Regions from separate parts of the Homo sapiens genome. Here region 2 is linked to region 1. Evidence: chromatin loops called from intact Hi-C (ENCODE). Cell type or tissue: GM12878. All regions are shown on one strand. Links, peaks and the distances in the headings refer to the core of each region. The heading gives the core; the rest is flanking DNA. Region 1 overlaps P2RX3 (purinergic receptor P2X 3). Region 2 overlaps LOC105369313 (a long non-coding RNA gene).

Region 1 (2,813 bases), core at 174-2,673:
TGTGGGGTGGGTAAGGGGCTGGACTCACCCCCACCTGGCAAGCGCTCAGGCCCGCACTGGCTGTCTGATACACAGCGGTATTTCTCCTCACTCTGTGGGCAGACGGGTCACAGGTTGGTGAAGGACACTGTCCTGGCCTGGTGAGCTCCGCGACTCCCTCGACCTCCCCATAACCAACAGCCTCAGGAGGGTGGAGGTCCCAGGTCCCAGTTGCAAGGTCAGACTTGGGGCCTCTGCTCATACCTCCCTGCCACTGCTCCCACTCCCACCAACATTTTCAGCCTTGACCTGCTTCACCCAACCTCTGTCCTCCCCTCACCTCTGGGCAGAATCCTTGCATCTGATTTTCAGTAACAATCATCTTGGTGATGATGACAAAGACCGAGGTGCCCTTGGGAGGAGAAGAAGGGAGAGAAAAACATCCAACAGTCCCAATCAGTGAGACAGGGACTATAACTGATTATCCCCACTCTACAGATGAGGAAAGCAAGGCTTGTGTCTAGTGACTTGGCCAAGGTCACAGGGCTGGTGAGGGGCAGAGCTGGCTCTTTGCAGCCACCCACATGGCCCCCTTCTCCCATGTGTGTTGTCCTTGATTGCATTACAAGTTGTGGCAGAGCCTGGAGAGGAACCCAGCTTTCCTGATGCCCAGCACCGCAGGCCCAAGCTCTCACACAGCTCTCAGCTGCTGGGGGAGAGGTCCTCTGGATCAGTGACATCATGGATTCTAGTTTGGGAATCCCATTGGCACTCTTTGCTCGCTTTCTCCCTTCCAACCTGCCCAGTGTCTGGACATCCACATGCCTCTCTGGGTAGGGGTACCATACCTGAGGTGGCGTCACGTAATCAGACACATCCATGACTCTGTTGGCGTAGAGTCCGGAGCCCTTCACCTTGGTTACCACCGAGGACTCAATGGCTGTGTCCCGTACCTGGTAAGCCTTCTCGTGCAAGAAAACCCACCTGGGGCAGGAGAGCATAAATGAAGAGAAAGAGAGGAGTCCATAGACCCAGCAGACAGAAGCTGGGAGAGGTCACCTTCCTGCCAACACTTGGCCATGCCTGGCAGGGTGTGCGGATGGTTCCTTCCAGAGGCGTGAGACCTAGAGTGAGCCCTTGGTTGACTTAGAATAGCGTTTCTCCACCTTTTGTCCCATTACTGCCCCTCAGGTGCCTTTCTAGACATTTTCTCCCCTAGTGGTCCCCCCCTCCATGAAACTTTGATATCACAGATATCTGTTTATGTACTGTATGCAAATTTGTGCTTTATGCATAAAAAGAGTGAGAACCAATTTTCACCTCCTTGGGGGCCATATGGCCCCATTGAGAATGCATGGCTCAAAGTCATTCCATGCTGCTGATGGGGGCCACTTCTCTGGCAGGCACCCAGGAGACAGAAGGACAGAGGATCCCAGGCCTCTGCTCCCATGCATTCCAGCCTTGGCCCACGGCTGTACCCTAAGTGTCCAACACAAAGTAGCTCAGTAAACAAATCAATAAAGGTCCTTGGGAGCTCGGTGCTTGGCAGAATCTATCTGCCCAGGTGTCAGATGAGAACAGAGGAGGAAGCGGGGGACAGCGGCTGAGCTTTTACCTGGCAGGTAAAGGAGCTCGGTTGAAGGTGGGGGGGCTGGGGGAGGAGGGAGGGAAGAGTCTGATCTTATTCCCTGGATTGTGCTGCCACCCAGTGGTCATTTACCTGTACTGGCGCCTTCCTACAGCTTTAAGCCATAATGGGACCACGTGGATGAGGCCTTCCCTTTTTCCATCCCTATCTTCCTTCTCAGACTTTCCTGGCCTCGAGCAAAAGGGCCTGCAAATACCTGCTGGCAACTCGTGCCTCTGCTTTCCTATAAAGTGCCTGCCTTTCCATTTGAAATCGCCAATCACAGCCCTCAAGGCTGAAGTCCCCGCTCAGCCTCACTTAATCCCACACTTCCAGCCTTTGGCAAGATTGCCTTTATTCCTGATGGCACACTGGGAGGTAGATGCTGCCACCATTCCCATTCGACAGATGAGAAAACCTCATCAAATACGTTTAGAAAATGCCATGCAACCCTCCTCCCTCCCCGAGAAACATACGATGTAAACAAACAAATACATCTGTTACATTTTGTTAACCTCACTGTCTCCCAATCTTATTTGACCACAGAAGCCAGTCTTGGAGAAATACTGGTGACGTCTCATGGAACAGAGGAGCACACTTTTGGAAATGCTGGGTGAGGGCATTTTCTGCTTCTAACCAGGGTGGCACGAGGTTGGAAAACCACACCAGATGAAGGTGAGTGGAAGGAATTTGAGACTGTGTAGCCCAGAGAAGACAAAGCCGTAGGAGTTAGAGGCTGGGAAGCTGCAGAGCCAGGAGCTGGGCTGACCTGAGGATTCTATAAGGAGGTGGGCGAGGACTTCAATCCCAGAACCGCCTGCTGCGGAAAGTCACCACACGCGTGCCACACGTCTGGGAAGACTCCAGGACAGCATGTTGCTCACCTGGCAGGTGTGCTGAGAGGAGGCCCCTTCCTCAGGTGGAGGCTGGACTGAATGATCTCTGGGGTCACCTACTGTTGGAACATGCAAACAGCAGCAGCTCCCAGAACGTACCGGGGGTCCCAGCCACTTATAGTTTGGACACCACAATCCTATTTACTGCAAACCCCAGCGGATATTTGCAAGTGGCTCTTCGTTCGGTTTTCAGTGAGAGGGTTTGGTGTTATCCCCATCATGGGTCTTCCTTTGCTCACTGGAATCTTTTTTTCTTTTTATTCTAATTTAAGTTTAAATTTTTGATAAATAAATACTATTTATTATTATTA
Region 2 (2,813 bases), core at 183-2,682, 1.2 Mb before region 1:
CCTCAGTTTAGGCAGGAAAATGTGGGCCTCCTGAGATTTAAGGGCTCAATGTCTACATATTTATATTTTATGTTGAAATCACCTCAAACAAGTGTTCTATCTGACTGTAAATAGGTATAAAAGAGTACTATCAAAAGCTGGATGAAAATTCTAACTGTTCTTATCAATTGTGTGACCTCAAGAAAGTCATTTAGTCTTACTGAACCCAATATACAGGATAAAGTGTGAGGGTAATATGAAATTAAGTATGTGAATGTGCCCATCATAATGAATGTGTATTTCATACCATTGAGATTTCTATACTAGCTCTTTCTTCACTTAGCTCTCCCTGGACTTCTTATTTTGGCTCTTGAGCTGCCTGAGCAAAAATAGGAAGTCCAAGGACTGATAGGTGAAGCTCGTCCCATCCAAATCCTAGCTTTTATTTTCATTCCTTGTTTAACTTCCTGCCCTCCAAGTTCCCAGCTCTACAGCAGACATATTTCAAGCTGACATTACACGGGTATTCATTTATAGAAACTACTCAGAAGGAGATGTCCTGTCGCCAGCAAGACATCAATTCACAGAGTATACGTTACTGCAAGGAGCTCTTCCCTTCCACATAGGAAATCTGTCAAATGGAGACTAAATGCCCATTTGGTTAATAACAACACCCACTTGCTCCCTGCAGGAATTGTCTGATGAATGAGAGACCTTGTGCGTAGGGCCTGCCGCTCAATGCAGTGCAATAAAGGCACAGGGACTTCCTACCTGAAATGTTCAAAAAAGAATGTGAAAATTCATAAATCAGGGCAGTTATTTATATCAGGATAGATTATTCTTTCAAAAATGGATTATGATTGAATTATTCTAAATAGGATGTTCCCTTTGTGCATTAAAGCATTTGTTGAGGTTTATGTATTGGGAGTGGAAAATTAAAATATTAAATTCCTTGGCAATTGAAGCTGGAATTGCGGAGTCATAGACTCTTTAGCCAAAAGCTGAAAGAATTTAAAACTAATCTAAACCAATCCTCTCATTTCACAATTAAAAACCCCGATTTTTACAGTTTAACTTGCTTAAACTCACAAAGAACCAAATCTTGTTTGACCCTTTTTTATATTTTATAAAGTACTTGTGGTATAAAAAGAAATTTTATACTTTTACCTTCATTTATTCACCATGATATAGTTATTTGTGCTTCAGTTTTGCAGTGGAGGAAACCAAAGCTTTGAGAAGTTAACTTACCTGTCTACTGTTAAAAAGAGGAACCGAGGTGTGAAACTGAGTTTTTGCCTTCCCTGACCAAGACTCTGAAAAAATAAGTCACCAAGTACGTTAGTAAATTTCAATGGAGGTCTTACTTAATGTGTAACTCACTTACACTCTTCCATAATGAGTCCTTGCCATGTGGAAGGCACTCTGAAGAATACAAATAAGACTGTAAGATGTAATTCCTACTTCCACAAAGTAAAGCCCCCTGCATATATGTTTACTGATGTAATGCACCTTAAGGTTAATGACTCAATGTTCAGTAACTACCAGCAGGAATTTTCCCAGTATTCCACAGAGCATGAATGGATCAGGGCATATTTGTTTTCAGTCTTGATAGAGTTGGCTCTTTGAGTGCCGCAGCCGACAGTGATAGCCCAGCCTCAGCCAATGTTAACTAGACACAAGCTGCAGAAAAGGCATGGTGTGAAGTTGATGAAGAAACCAGTTGATATTCAATATTGTTCCTGCTTCAGGAGCAACTTACAAATAACGTGGTGGAACAGAGGACATACGTCTAGGTAGATGATAGTTCAAAGACATTTGTGGCCATTATCAAATGAATAGTCTAGAAAATAATAATTAGAACTCATCAGGGACAAGAAAGAATCCTATGGGCAGGGGAAGATCCTCAGAGGATGTGGGATGTGAGCCAAGCTCTGAAGGAATAATGTAGATGGAACCCAGAATTCCAAGATTCCAACCTTACTTTCTAGTCAAAACTCTACCAATTGCCAGTGGTGAAGCTGGTATAAGCCACGTATCTCTGAGCCAATTTTCTTATCATCAAAGTGAAGACAATAGCACCAGCCATACCTTCCTTAGGGCGTTTTGCAGGCTAAATGAGATAGTGGGTGAGAAAGCATCTTCAGAATTGCTACCCTCTTTTGAACTATAGTGTTGCTGTTGGTAATAACATAAGCAGAGCTGAATGGGGAGTTCCTAAGCAACCATCTGAACTCGGGTATGGAGGTGGGATTGCACATGGCATGTTGGCAGGAGCTTGTAGGAAAGTTGGTCATTCAGATTAGAAGAGGGTCAACCACTAATGCCTCAGTCCGTTACTTTTACAGGCAATTGAAACTTGTTGTCATCAAACAAGGTGAAGAGACTGGGCCTTTGAGAATAATTGCATCTCTATAGAGAAATCATGCTTTTACAGAAAAATTTCTGTAGGATCTCACCTATCAGGTATCTAGATCCAAGCCTGAGAATTCTCCCTCCTGTTCATAACATGGAATTTCTCAGTTGTTAGCCTGTGATTATTTCACAAAATGTGTGGGGGGAGGGATAAGATATTTGTAGCATATTTAATTAGGAAAAAAAGTTATTGTATATACATATGCATATACACATGTGTGTGCATATTTATGTGTCTATATATATACACATATGTGTGTGTGTGTATTTTAAACTTTCTGGAAAACAGTAAGAAAAAGACAGATAACCCAATAGAAAATACAAAGTTTAATTGTCCAGTCTCCTTTTTCATGTTCATTTATATGGCCTATCTACAGTTTGGGGTAGTGATGAATTATGCTGATGTGAACATTTTGATCATG

Evidence for each region. A loop is a pair of places that touch in the nucleus more often than their neighbours do. Peaks named below come from ENCODE experiments on the same cell type or tissue, not always from the same donor. Only the 100,000 strongest peaks of a DNase experiment are listed, where the experiment ranks them.
Region 2: a loop joins it to region 1, with 4 times the contacts of the local background. A loop is called at or near these places in 14 of 110 quality-filtered maps.

The regions. Positions count from the first base shown.
Region 1 is chr11:57,344,694-57,347,506 of GRCh38, reverse strand. It overlaps P2RX3 (purinergic receptor P2X 3), which reads right to left. Exons shown (of 12, transcript NM_002559.5): 2 at 828-963; 3 at 320-391; 4 at 29-92. Among named protein-coding and RNA genes, the nearest start is that of P2RX3, 7.7 kb to the right of the region's middle. In GM12878, for the core only: a CTCF peak has its summit at 1,693 (motif pointing left); a DNase peak (open chromatin) is centred at 1,674.
Region 2 is chr11:58,502,189-58,505,001 of GRCh38, reverse strand. All of the region lies in intron 3 of LOC105369313 (a long non-coding RNA gene), which reads left to right. Among named protein-coding and RNA genes, the nearest start is that of OR5B21, 4.5 kb to the left of the region's middle. In GM12878, for the core only: no CTCF peak of the experiment used is centred there; a DNase peak (open chromatin) is centred at 1,281.